Linked DNA regions of Homo sapiens: region 1 is linked to region 2. The links are chromatin contacts, found by Hi-C or POLR2A ChIA-PET in ENCODE. All regions are on one chromosome and are shown on one strand. The core of a region is the stretch at or near the end of the contact, and the rest is flanking DNA. Distances in the headings are between cores, read along the strand shown.

Region 1 (6,207 bases), core at 3,118-5,617, 63 kb before region 2:
CACAGCTGATCACTTCCTCCTCCTTCAAACACCTATTTCTCTAGGCTTCTGGGATGCTACGTTTTCCGATTTTCCTCCTACATGACTACCTCTTCCTTCTCCAGCTCTTCTCTCCAGCCTCTTACTGTCAGAGGCTCTGGGGGCTCCTGGGCCTCTTCTATTTTCTATTCACATTTATATCCTTGGTGCCCGCATCTACTATTGTGGTTTTATTTCTTTTTATTTATTATTTTTGTTATTATTATTTTACAGACAAGGTCTTGCTCTGTCACCCATGCTGGGGTGCAGTGGTGTGATCATAGCTCTCTGCAGCCTGGAACTCCCGGGCATCCTCTTGCCTCAGCCTCCCCAGTGGCTAGGACTACAGGCATGTGCCATCATGCTGGCCTATTTATTTATTTATTTATTTATTTATTTTTGTAGAGACAGGATCTTGCTATGTTGCCCAGGCTGGTCTCAAACTCCTGGCCTCAAGGGATCCTCTCACCCCTCCCAAAGTTCTGGGATTATAGGCATGAGCCACTGCAGCTGGCCCACTCTTGTGGTTTTAAATACCACCCACACACTGATGACTCACAAATGTGCAGCTCCAGCTCAGATTAGTCCCCTGAATCCAGACTCTTAAGACCTGACTGGATTTCTAAGGGGCATTTCCATTAACACATCTAAAACTGTCCTCCTTGTCTTCCCACCCAAACCCACACTTCCCACTATCTTCCCATCTCAGTGCAACTCCTTCCTTCCAGTTGCTCAGGCAAAAAACAAAAAAAAAAACCTGGGTTCCTTTCTTTTTTCTCTCCCCACACACCCAAATCCATCAACAAGTCCTGTTGTATCCGCCTTCAAAATATGTTCAGAATCTTACCAATTCTCACCACCTCCATCATTACCACCCAAGTCCAAGTCACCATGATCACTTGCCCAGTCATGATTGTCCCCCCGTCCCCCCCCAAAAAAAAACAGTAGGAGGAAGAGGAGGAGGCAAAGGGCAGCCCAGGTGGCAGAGGGGAGCAACAGTGTGATGGGGGTGGAGGGGAAGCTCCAGGTAGTTAACTACTACCGGAGCAGACAGCAGGTAGCCAAGAGTGTGGAGAGCTATGCTGAGGTGGTCTCAGGAACCAGAACGTGGGAAGTCTGGAATGCCACCCTAGGAGCTTGGATTTATGCTGAGCCAACGAGGACCCATAGAAACCTCACTAGATTGGCTTCAGCACGGAAAATGGGTTGAGGAAGTAGAGACTGGGAAGCCCAATAGGAGGCATTTGTGACCTGCCAATTGTAGCAGTGACTAGGACAAGGGAGGTGGCCATGAAAGTGGAGGGAAGTGAGCAAATTCAAGCTTTTGAGGAAGGGGAGCCAACAGGACTGTTGGTTGTAGGCAGGGTCATAGGAGAGAAAGGCTTGAGCTTGGGGCCTGAGTGGATGAAGATGCTTCTCACTGACACAGGGAAGGCTGGAGAAGGAAGGGATCATGGGGGAGATAAGGAATCAATTTTGGACTTAGTGAATTTAAGTACCTGAAAGAGTTCATGGTTGGATATAAAGGCCTAGAGCTAAGGAGCCAAGGGTGAGCTGGGAAGATATTTAGAAGTAACCTAAGTGTAGACTGTGACTGAAACCATAGGAGGGGTGAGCTGTGGAGAGGGATAGAAAAGACCCAGCTCAGAGCTCCAACAACACAAACATTTCCAGGAAGAAGAACCTTGAGGAAGTCAGGAAAGGAGGGGAGTAAGAAGTGGAAGGGAACCAGGAGAGCTGTTGGAGAATACAGCTGACTTCTGCTGAGAGGGTCACAGCTGAGCATGAAACACGCCCATTGGATTTATCACAGTGATGCTCATTGGTAACCTCGGGAGGAGCAGTTAGGACATGATGGTGTCTGAAGTTGCAGGGGGTTGAGGAATAAGAGGTGAGGAAGAGGTTTGACCGCAGGGCTGAATTAACACCTTTAAAAGATTATGGTTCCCATCCTCCTACAAGTAATACAAAGTGAGTTTTTTTATTTTCAAAATAACATAAAAATATATAAATGTTAAAATTAAAATAAACTTTCTAAATTATTTTAATTGCAGTTAACTTACTTGCAAATTTGTATTAAAAATAACTGTCCTTCCCCTTCCCCTGTTCAATAATGCTTATTTGCTGTGTTGTCCTTCTTTGTTGGTGCCTCAAACATGTGCTTTGTTTGTCTACTTGGTAATCCCGTAGGGTTTGGCTCTGATAAAGACAAGGGAGGTGGGAGGCTCACTGGAGCCCAGGAGTTCAAAGCTACAGTGTGATCATGCCCCTGCACTCCAGCCTGGGCAACAGAGCAAGACCCTGTCTCAAAAAAAAAAAAAAAAAAAAAAAAAAGACAAGGGAAAAGGGAGAGGTGAGAATGTGGGGTAGAATGGATTTTCAGCCATAAAAAATAACGAAATCATGTCTTTTACTGCAACATGGGAGGAACTGGAGGCCATTATCCTAAGTGAAACACCTCAGACACAGAAAAACAAATACCACGTGTTCTGTCTTATAAGTGGGAGCTAAATAATGTGTACATGTGGAAGTAGAGTGTGGAATGACAGACAATGGAAATTCGGAAGGGCGAGAGGGTGGAGGGGGGTGGATGATGAGAAATCACTTAATGGGTTCAATGTATGTTACTCCAGTGATGGATCCACCACAAGCCCTGACTTCACCACTATACAAAATATCAATGTAACAAAATTACACTTGTGCCCCATAAATGCATACAAATTTAAAAAATCACTTAAAAAATTAAAAAGGAGGTTTGGTAGAGGGAGATTTGGGGACTTTTTAAAATAATGGAGGCTTTATCATGTTTATAGGCTACAGACAAGAACTAATTGACTTAGAGACTAAAATGCAAGAAAGAAGGATGAATCAATAAAACCAGAGGGTCAAAGGTGGGGGGAATGCAGAGCACAGAAGGGACGGGCTGAGGGTGTGGCGTCCAGATTCCGCCCTCCCCTACCCATGGGCTACTGGAGGCAAAAGACACCCACCGAGCACAGCGGCCACAGAGACATGCATCGCCGACGCTGGGGCAGGAGCAGATGCTAAGGTTGGACAAGAGCAGGGAAAAGAGAAAGAGGAAGTTGGCACCTTTTGGATTGGAACATGGCATCCTGACCCAGAACACAGGGTACTTTCCCACCAAAGCAGCGAGGGTTAAAAAACAGACTCCGTCTTTCCCTCAGCATCCCCCAAAGTTAGGACTAGGGTGATATGGTGTAGGTGTTCATCCCCTCCAAATCTCAGTTGAAATGTGATCCCCAGTGTTGGAGGTGGGGCCTAGTGGGAGGTGTTTAGGTCCCGGAGGCGGATCCCTCATGAATGGCTTCGTGCTGTCCTTGCAATAATGAGTGATTTCTCGCTGAATTACTAGAGATCTGCTTGTTTAAAAGAGTGTGGCTCCTCCTGTCTTCTCTCTCTCTCTCTCTCTCTCTCTCTCTCTCTCTCTCTCTCTCGCCATGTAACACACTGGCTCCCCTCCGCCTTCCATGGCAGTTGTAAGCTCCCTGAGGCCTCCCCAGAAGCAGATGCTTCCTGACAGCCTGCAGAACCATAAGCCAAAATAAACCTCTTTTCTTTATTAGTTACCCAGCCTCAGGTATTTCTTCATAGCAAAGCAAGAACAGACTAACACATAAGGGGAGAAGGAAAGCCAGCTAGACTGGGGTGGACCCCTCTGGCCAAGGCCTCCTGCCCAGGAAAGCCCTCCTCCCATGCTGAACCCCCACCCCTATCCTGCCAGGGAGTGTCCTATCCATCTCCTGGTAGGATGTGAGGACTGGAAGACCCTGTCCTGAAATGTCTCCCACCCAGACCTGCCTCAGTTTGCAGACTTTTACCTCTCCACATGAGTGATCATTAAAATAAAATACACATTTCTGTGAGGGGAGGGGGTCAGGCCCTGACCCCTGAGAGGAGGCATGTGGCTGGGGGAGGGGAATAAATGCAGAAAGCAGAGGTAAGGATTCTAAGGCCACTCAGCTAGTGATGTCACCAGTGGTGACCCCAGAAATTCTATGTAAAAGGGCACAGGGTCACAATTGTGTTACAACAGGGGATGGGCCAGGGGACAAACTATTTTTACTCAGATTAGGCATTTTCTGCCTAGCTTGGGGGAGAATGAGGAAGTGTGTTGAGTGTCTAAACTCTCCACAAGCTTCCGTTTGGTGCCACTCTGGAGAAAACATAACCCCAGCCTGTGACCCTGGAGAATCATGCTAGCAGAGCAAGGGTTAAAGCTTCCTGTGAGGGCAGGGGCCAGCCCTCCTGTGAGGCCAGAATGTTCCAGTCCAGACTGAGGCAGGCAGCTTGGGAAAAACTGCCCACCACCTAATGAATCAGATAACACATTAGCTTGAGATCAAGGCCAAGGCCGAAGGGCAGGGGAAGGGAGGAGGCTGCTGACAGAGAAGCTTGGTTCTCTCTGCCCCAGTAACAGGGAGGTGGTGGGGGCTACATAGTAACTGGAGGGCCCTGCCCCAGGAGCTCTCCTGCTCACCCCACTCCTGGCTGGTATGTCCTCACCTCAGTGAGACTTTTCCCGTAAAGAGGGGCCTCAAGGTGAAGTGCTCAGGACCCAGAAACTGGAATGAGACGCTGATGAAAGGGGCTGGGCGCAGTGGCTCACACCTGTAATCCCAGCACTTTGAGAGGTGGGCATATCACTTGAGGTCAGGAGTTTGAGACAGCCTAAACAACATGGTGAGACCCCATCTCTGCCAAAAACGCAAAAATTACCCAGGCATGGTGACATGCACCTGTAATCCTAGCTACTCAGGAGGCTGAGGCAGGAGAATTGCTTGAACCCAGGGGGCGGAGATTATAGTGAGCCGAGATCACACCACTGCACTCCAGCCTGGGTGACAAAGCAAACTCTGTCTCAAAAAGAGAAAGAAAAAAAAAGTGCTGAGGAAAGGGCTTCTCCTGTCCTTCTCATGCCCAGATGGGGAAGAAAGGTCAGTGCTGCCTGAGGCTCAGAGAACCCAGGCTTGTGCTTCCAGGGTACACAGGAAACACAGACCCTCTCGGTTCTGCTCCTCCCAGCCTCTCCTGTCCTGCTCTGTCCCACCCCCACCTAATTCTGATCTGGCCCCAGGTTATCCCCACCCTTCCCCCATGAGGTCAGGGTGGCATTGGCTCACTGTTGGTGCTCTGCCCTGGTCAGTGCACCCTGCCCCAGTTGCTGTGACAGTGAGCTGCTCCTTCTCTAAATAATCACATATTCTCAACCAAATGCAGTCAACTCCTTCAGGAAGTTCTGCACCCTCTCTGGGGTACAAAGGGACATCCCACCAGCCTCAAACAGAAACAAATTCTGTGGTATAATTTATGCTCCAGTGCTCCCTGTGGGTCCAGGCTGAAGACAGTATCCACACACTTGCTTAGCTTTCTTCCTCTGTCCTATCCTGTTTCTCTCCCACCTCTTCTTCTGAGAGGACTCCTCTCATAAATCACTGGAACAAGAATATTCATGTCAGACTCTGTTCTCGGGAACCTGACCTAAGAGCCTTCCTTATGTCACTCATAACCAGTATCGCCCAAGATGCTACATCAACCACAATACATTGTCTCAAAATTCAGCTTTATCTAGTACCTAATACCTTGTGATACATCCCTTTCTGTTTAAACAGAGTATTGCAGATCCTGTTGTCTGCAAAGCCAAGAACTTTGATCAATAAAATGATTCACACCAGAAATGGTTGCAGCAACCATCACTCAAGGGAGTGGGAGTCTGACCTAGAAGGGGACTTCTTGACCCAGTTGAGTTTGAAGGCAATGAAGATTCTAATAGCGTTAGAGGATTAGACATTATATATTGTTTGTTTTTAAAAATAATATAATAAAAAATGAGCTCAACACTCATCCCAAGAGTTAAATGTTATCGATCACTTAGTTCTACCCATACCTCCTCCGAGAGGTAACCACTATTTGAGAACGTCATCTATATAGATGCCTAAATGAAATATTGTTTTGTTTTGCTTGTTTTTGATCTTTATAAAAAGAGTGCTCTTCAAGACTTGCTTTATTGCTCAAAATTATGTTACTAAGATTATCCATGTTGTGGCATGGATAGGAGTATCATTCATTTTTACTGCTGTGTCATATTCCATGTGTGAGTACACTACAGTCTATCCACTCTGTAGTCACCAGGCATTTGAATGGTTCTTTTATTTGTGCTCTTACATATAG
Region 2 (6,515 bases), core at 1,665-4,164:
CCAGCCTGGGTGTCAGAGCCTGGGCAACAGAGCTAGACTCCATCTCAAAAAAAAAAAAAGAAAAGAAAAGAAAAAAAAGAAATTATTAACCTCACCTCCTCCTGCTGGATGCTGAGGCTCCTCCCCCCACCCCTCCCCTCCTGCAGGAGTGGGCTATGGTATGATGGTGGTGTCCACCTACATCGGCATCTACTACAATGTGGTCATCTGCATCGCCTTCTACTACTTCTTCTCGTCCATGACGCACGTGCTGCCCTGGGCCTACTGCAATAACCCCTGGAACACGCATGACTGCGCCGGTGTACTGGACGCCTCCAACCTCACCAATGGCTCTCGGCCAGCCGCCTTGCCCAGCAACCTCTCCCACCTGCTCAACCACAGCCTCCAGAGGACCAGCCCCAGCGAGGAGTACTGGAGGTGAGGCACCTGCAGGACCTGGGGTGGGGGGAACCTGGTGGCAACCCTGTCCCCACTGGGCAACCATCTGAAGACAAAGTAGGGTGCCTGCTGCAGGTTCAGCCCGCTGCTGGGCTGGGAGAGGGTAGAGGTGAGTGAAGAGTTTAGGAGAAGAGCCTGATGTACAGAAAGCAATGGAAGATGGAGGCCGGGCACGGTGGCTCATGCCTGTAATCCCAGCACTTTGGGAGGCCGAGGCGGGCAGATCACGAGGTCAGGAGATCGAGACCATCCTGGCTAACACGGTGAAACCCTGTCTCTACTAAAAATACAAAAAGAGAAAAGAATTAGCCGGGCGTGGTGGCAGGCACAGGAGAATGGCGTGAACCCGGGAGGCAGAGCTTGCAATGAGCTGAGATCGCGCCACTGCACTTCAGCCTGGGCGACAGAGCAAGACTCCATCTCAAAAAAAAAAAAAAAAGAAAGAAAGCAATGGAAGATGGAATGTTGAGTTGCAGGATCTTTACAGAGTAGCCGTGAGGAAGGCCGTCAGAAATCCAGCAAACCAGCCTTCAGAGGAGACTCAGGGGAAAGGGGGGCAGATCCTGGGGAGAAGAAGAGTGTGGGCAAAGGCTCTGTCCCAGATGAGCAGAGGCTGGCCCCAAAGCTGAAGGGAGCCTACTCTGATGAGAGTAACAGGTGTGGGGAGAATGCATGGGCTTCAGGTGGCCTAGGAAGTGGCACTGCCTTCATAAAGAACTTGCCAGGATTAGGCTTAGACTTGATGATGCAGAACAAAAGACGCCATGGAAGGTCTCTGAGCCGGGGGTGCCGTGATCAAGACATCCTGGCACATTTTGTTCAGAGGCGACAGAGACCAGAGTCTCAGGCCATCCTGCTGTGCCCTCCACCCACCAGTTGGAAATTCCCTGTGTCTTGCTGGGGAACCCCTGGGCAGAGGGCTTTGGGGGCATGCTGGCAGGCCTCCACCATTTATTCCACAACATTCACGCCTCTGCTCTGCCAGGCCCTGTGTCCCCATGGTAGGTATGAACAGCCCAGAGCCCCTGTCCTGAGGAGCTCACAGGGCAGTGGGGAGACAGATTGCTAATCACAGTAGGGCAAGTGCCTCGGTCCAGGTATGTGCAGGGGTGTCACAGAGACACAAAGAGGTAGTGCTTGGTGCTAAGGGGATGGGGCAAGACCAGGCAGTCAGAGCTTCCCAGAGAAGGGAGAGAGGAAAGTAGAGAGATTGGGAACCACATGAGCAGGTGAGCAGAGGCCAGAAGGAGGCAAACTGGAGCTGGGGTTGGGAGCAGGTGGGACGCTGAGTGACAAGACAGAAGAGGCCAGCAGGCATCATATAACACAGGGCCTCCCATGCCAGGCTAAGGGTTTGAGGCTTTTCTCCACATGTGATGGAAAGCCATGGCTGAAATGTACAAGGGTCTGAGGATACCGCAAGTCACCACAGGGCCTCTAAACCCAGGTCCAAGTACTCTGACCCTGAAGGACTCAGCTTCCCTGTGCCAACCTCTGGGCTGGGCTGTAGACACTCAAAGACAGGTAAGACAGGGCCACTATTCTCAAGGACCCAGAGCATAGAGAACACAGTTGCTGTCCCCCAGAGGGGCATGGGCAGACTCAGGCACTCAGTTACCAGACAGGTCATTTCATTTGTCTTTCATTTTTTAATTTTTAACATCCTAACATTTATTTTCTTTTTAAAAAATACACCTGGAACTGAATGGACAGATGATTTCTTTTTTTTTTTTTTTTTTTTTTTTGAGACAGAATCTCGCTCTGTTGCCCAGGCTGGAGTGCAGTGGCACGATCTCAGCTCACTGCAACCTCTGCCTCCCGGGGTAAGCGATTCTCCTGCCTCAGCCTCCCTAGTAGCTGGGATTACAAGCACCCGCCACCACGCCTGGCTTGTTTTTGTATTTTTAGTAGAGACAGGGTTTCAACATGTTGGCCGGGCTGGTCTCGAACTCCTGACCTCAGGTGATCCACCCACCTCGGCCTCCCAAAGTGCTGGGGTTACAGGCATGAGCCACCACACCCAGCTGATTTCTTGAGCACCTACTAGGTACCAGGTACTGTTCTCAGAGGGGAGAGAGGGCAGGGAGGCAGACATTGTCCTCACGGAGCTGCCGTCCGATGGGAGAACGAGCAGATATTGCTGAGTGAGGCGTTTTATTACATTTGAGGCATGATGTGGACTGGTCAACTTGATCTAGTCTGGGGTGATGAACCTTTCTGGAAGCTCCCAGAAACACAAAGCCTTGTGCAACCCCACCCCCAGATGCTCCAGTGGTGGTTGTCCCAGGGACTGACTGCCAGAGATTCCCAGCCCTGGGCCCACCCAGGGCAAAGCTCTAGAGATTTTATCCAGTAAAATCAGAGGGGAAGAGCCTTCAAAGAAATCTGGCTGGTGGAGCCGCTGCACTCTACTCCCCAGCGCGGGCTGGAGCCAGGCCTGCCTAACTGGCCACTGTCCCATGCGGGATACCTTCCCGGCAGCACGGCTCCCTGCTGCCCTCTCCTGGAGATCCAGGGAAATGGCCCTGAAGAGAGCAACCCAGGCTGGCTTCAGCAAGGGAGGAAAGGAAGCACCCTTATTGTTGAGCACCTACTAGGTGCCAGGCATGTTATCTAAGTAGATATTAGTATCCATATTTTCAGACTCAGAAACTGCCGTTTAGAGGTTAAGGAGCTAGGCAGCAGTCGCTGTATCAGAATCTGTGTGTGTTGCGCCCGTCTGGTGCTGCTGTTGCTGGGTGTGCCGGGGTGAATTAGGTGGGGGTGGCTGTGCAGGTGTTTAGTCCACACTCTCCAATGACCCTTTGGACAGCTGCGCGATCTCACTGGAGTGCCACAAAAACCCTGTTAGGTAGCTTGTGTAGGGATTTTAAAAATCACCATTTTACAAATGAGGGAAGCTAATCAAAAGTAAGATGAAGAGACTCTAAAGCGAGAGAAGCTCAAACGGCAGATTTCTGAGCCCATGTCTGCCTCTCACCCACTCACCCTTCTCACTCAGGGTCCTCCCCTCCCTCGCCACCCTCTTCACAATCTTGCCTTCCAGTCCCCTGTGCTGGTCTGATACCTGCTACTGGGTCCTAAACTCGTGACCAGGCCTTCTCACCTCTGCGGTCCCTGTGGGGCCCAGCTCCTGTCCCCCAGGGTCTTCATGGCAGCTCTGGAGTCACACAGACTCCTCCCAAATCCTGGCTCTGTCGCATATTAGCTGTGGCCTTGGGAGGTCGTTCACAGTCATTTGTCCATGAAATTGGGCAGTCGTGATACCTACCTGGTTTTAAAGACAAAATGAGATAATGCAGCCTAAATCACTAAGACTGCTGATAGGAGCTCAGGCAGCACAACCACAGCCCCTGTGGGACCTGTTCCTGAGGGTCCTGTTCTCAAGGCACTCACCACCTGGCCGGGGAAATAAGATTTGTCATGTGGAGACATTTTTAAAGCAACGCAGAGTAATTCTGGAGATGTCATGTGTCAAGAGGTCACTTGTAAATACGTTGGGTTCCAAATGTCCTTAGGCTGTTTGATCTCAAAAGCATGTGGTCCAAAACCAAAACCAAACAAAAAACAGAATATGATGCCCTAAAAATAAAGCTAGAATTCATCATTTGGTTTCCAGGCTAGCCTTTTAAACTCTTCAGTCCCTAACACTGTAACGCTATATTCTTGCAGTCAAAAATAATATAGGCCAGGTGCGGTGGCTCATGCCTGTAATCCCAGCACTTTGGGAGGCTGAGGCAGGAGGATTGCTTGAGCCCAGGCATTCGAGACCAGCCTGGGCAATATGGCGATACCATATCTCTACAAAAAATACAAAAATTAGTTGGGCATGGTGGTGCACACATGTAGTCCCATCTACTCGGGAGGCTGAGGTGGGAGGATCGATTGAGACTGGGAGGTCGAGGCTGCAGTGAGCCATGATTGTGCCATTGCACTCCAGCCTGGGCTATAGAGCAAGACCCTGTCTCAATAATAATAATATAAAACACTACCTGTTTAGCATATATGGTTAGACAAAGTATTAAAAAATCCTTCAGGCCAGGCGTGGTGGCTCACGCCTGTAATCCCAGCACTTTGGGAGGCTGAGGCAGGTGGGTCACCTGAGGTCAGGAGTTTGAGACCAGCCTGGCCAACATGGTGAAATCCCCATCTCTCCTAAAAATACAAAAATTAGCCCAGCGTATTGGTGCATACCTGTAATCCCAGCTACTCGGGAGGCTGAGGCAGGAGAATCGCTTGAACCTGGGAGACGGAGGTTGCAGTGAGCCCAGATCGCACGAATGCACTCCAGCCTGGGTGACAGAGCAAGACTGTGTCAAAAAAAAAAAAAATCCTTCAAACAAGAAATGGTTTCTTTACTTTGAATGCTGGTGCTGGAGGTAGAGCAGTTGTTCTTTGCCCTCTTCCCTGAGGGCTGGGGAGATGCCCCTGCAGGCCTGTATGCCCAGCACTTAGCACAGGCCCGGGCACGTAAATGTCTGATTGATCAAAAGATCACAGCTGGTATGACATAGGGTGCCAGATGGAGCCACCCAGAGGGGAGAAATTTGGGTCCAATCTTTTTTTTTTTTTTTTTTTTTTTTGAGATTGGACTTTTGCTTTGTTGCCCAGGCTAGAGTGCAGTGGCACAATCTCCACTCCCTGCAACCTCCACCTCCTGGGTTCAAGCAGTTCTCCTGCCTCAGCCTCCCGAGTAGCTGGGATTACAGGCACCCGCCATCATGGCCGGCTAATTTTTGTAGAGACGGGGTTTCACCATATTGGCCAGGCTGGTCTTGAACTCCTGACTTCAGGTGATCCACCCACCACGGCCTCCCAAAGTGCTGGGATTACAGGTGTGAGCCACCACACCCAGCCAGGGTCCAATCTTTACTGAGCATTCCACTGCTTCCCTCAATTTATCAGAGATAGAGCTAATTGGTGCACGTGAAATGCTCACTGGTGGCTTCCTGGAGGAGGTGACACCTGACAGAATGAGGAAAAGGCATTCCTGAAGGGAGAAGTGTGCAAACAAGGACCTGGGCTGAGCCCAACTGGGGACAAGGAGATCTCCTCGCCCAGGAACTAGGAAGACCACCCAAGCCTGGGGTGTGGCCTCCAGGAGCCCTTGAAGGGCCTGGGAAAGGCTGCAGAGCAGTGGACTGTGTTGGGCTCCCCAGGGGCTGCAGCAGGTGGAGGGGACTGGGCCGGCCAGGGCTGGGCCCCTGAAGTAGCTCCCATGTCACACAAGGTGGCTGCTGGGACCTCATGACAAAGGAGGGTACAGCCCGGGTGGGCCCTGGGCCTTGGGAATTTGTTGCTGGGCAGCGGCGGCTGGCCCTCAGTGACAGAGTCTCCCCTTCCCAGGCTGTACGTGCTGAAGCTGTCAGATGACATTGGGAACTTTGGGGAGGTGCGGCTGCCCCTCCTTGGCTGCCTCGGTGTCTCCTGGTTGGTCGTCTTCCTCTGCCTCATCCGAGGGGTCAAGTCTTCAGGGAAAGCAAGTACCCCTCCCCAGCAGGGTCTGTGCCCACCCAGAAAGACCCTGCCCCCTACCTGGGTTATGTGTGTATTGCAGGGAGGGGATGCTGAAGGGACTCCGGAGCCGGAGAGGGACCAGGGGGCTGGTGGTGATTAGGGAGCCAGGGTGGTGGTGCCCAGGGGAGGGGAGAGCCCAGAAGAGTCCATGGAGCCCTCTTGTGCCAGGTGGTGTACTTCACGGCCACGTTCCCCTACGTGGTGCTGACCATTCTGTTTGTCCGCGGAGTGACCCTGGAGGGAGCCTTTGACGGCATCATGTACTACCTAACCCCGCAGTGGGACAAGATCCTGGAGGCCAAGGTGGGAAGTGAGGGAAACCGGAAGGGGGCTGGGGAGGGGCCAGGGAGGTGCCTGCCTCTGCCCACAGCTCCTCACCCACCGGTCCTTCCCTGCAGGTGTGGGGTGATGCTGCCTCCCAGATCTTCTACTCACTGGGCTGCGCGTGGGGAGGCCTCATCACCATGGCTTCCTACAACAAGTTCCACAATAACTGTTACCGGTGAGTGCTCCCTGCTGGGCTGAGGCTGCCCCCTTCCTGCACTCTCTGCAGCCTGATC

Evidence for each region. A loop is a pair of places that touch in the nucleus more often than their neighbours do. ChIA-PET counts read pairs that join two places held with the same protein, here RNA polymerase II (POLR2A). Pooled maps may share reads with other maps.
Region 1: a pooled map shows a loop between it and region 2 (2.0-fold over the local background). The contact joins two enhancer-like sites. A Hi-C loop is called at or near these places in 1 of 168 maps with a recorded cell type or tissue (endothelial cell of hepatic sinusoid) and 1 of 50 pooled maps. POLR2A ChIA-PET finds 5 or more read pairs at or near these places in 6 of 52 experiments (BJ, H1, PC-3 and 3 more).

Annotation. Positions count from the first base shown.
Region 1 is chr1:44,066,736-44,072,942 of GRCh38, reverse strand. All of the region lies in intron 1 of LOC124904169 (a long non-coding RNA gene), which reads left to right. It also overlaps a transcript of KLF17 not described here. Among named protein-coding and RNA genes, the nearest start is that of SLC6A9, 38 kb to the right of the region's middle. RefSeq lists enhancers at 4,899-4,988, 5,209-5,258, 5,459-5,538. Within about 2 kb of position 4,367, at least 9 of the 41 ENCODE cell types and tissues checked have a DNase peak (open chromatin) inside an H3K27ac peak, as active enhancers do.
Region 2 is chr1:44,002,255-44,008,769 of GRCh38, reverse strand. SLC6A9 (solute carrier family 6 member 9) reads left to right here. Exons shown (of 14, transcript NM_001024845.3): 5 at 147-417; 6 at 5,785-5,917; 7 at 6,124-6,258; 8 at 6,354-6,457. Among named protein-coding and RNA genes, the nearest start is that of CCDC24, 14 kb to the right of the region's middle. RefSeq lists silencers at 2,994-3,053, 2,880-3,086. Within about 2 kb of position 2,914, at least 2 of the 41 ENCODE cell types and tissues checked have a DNase peak (open chromatin) inside an H3K27ac peak, as active enhancers do.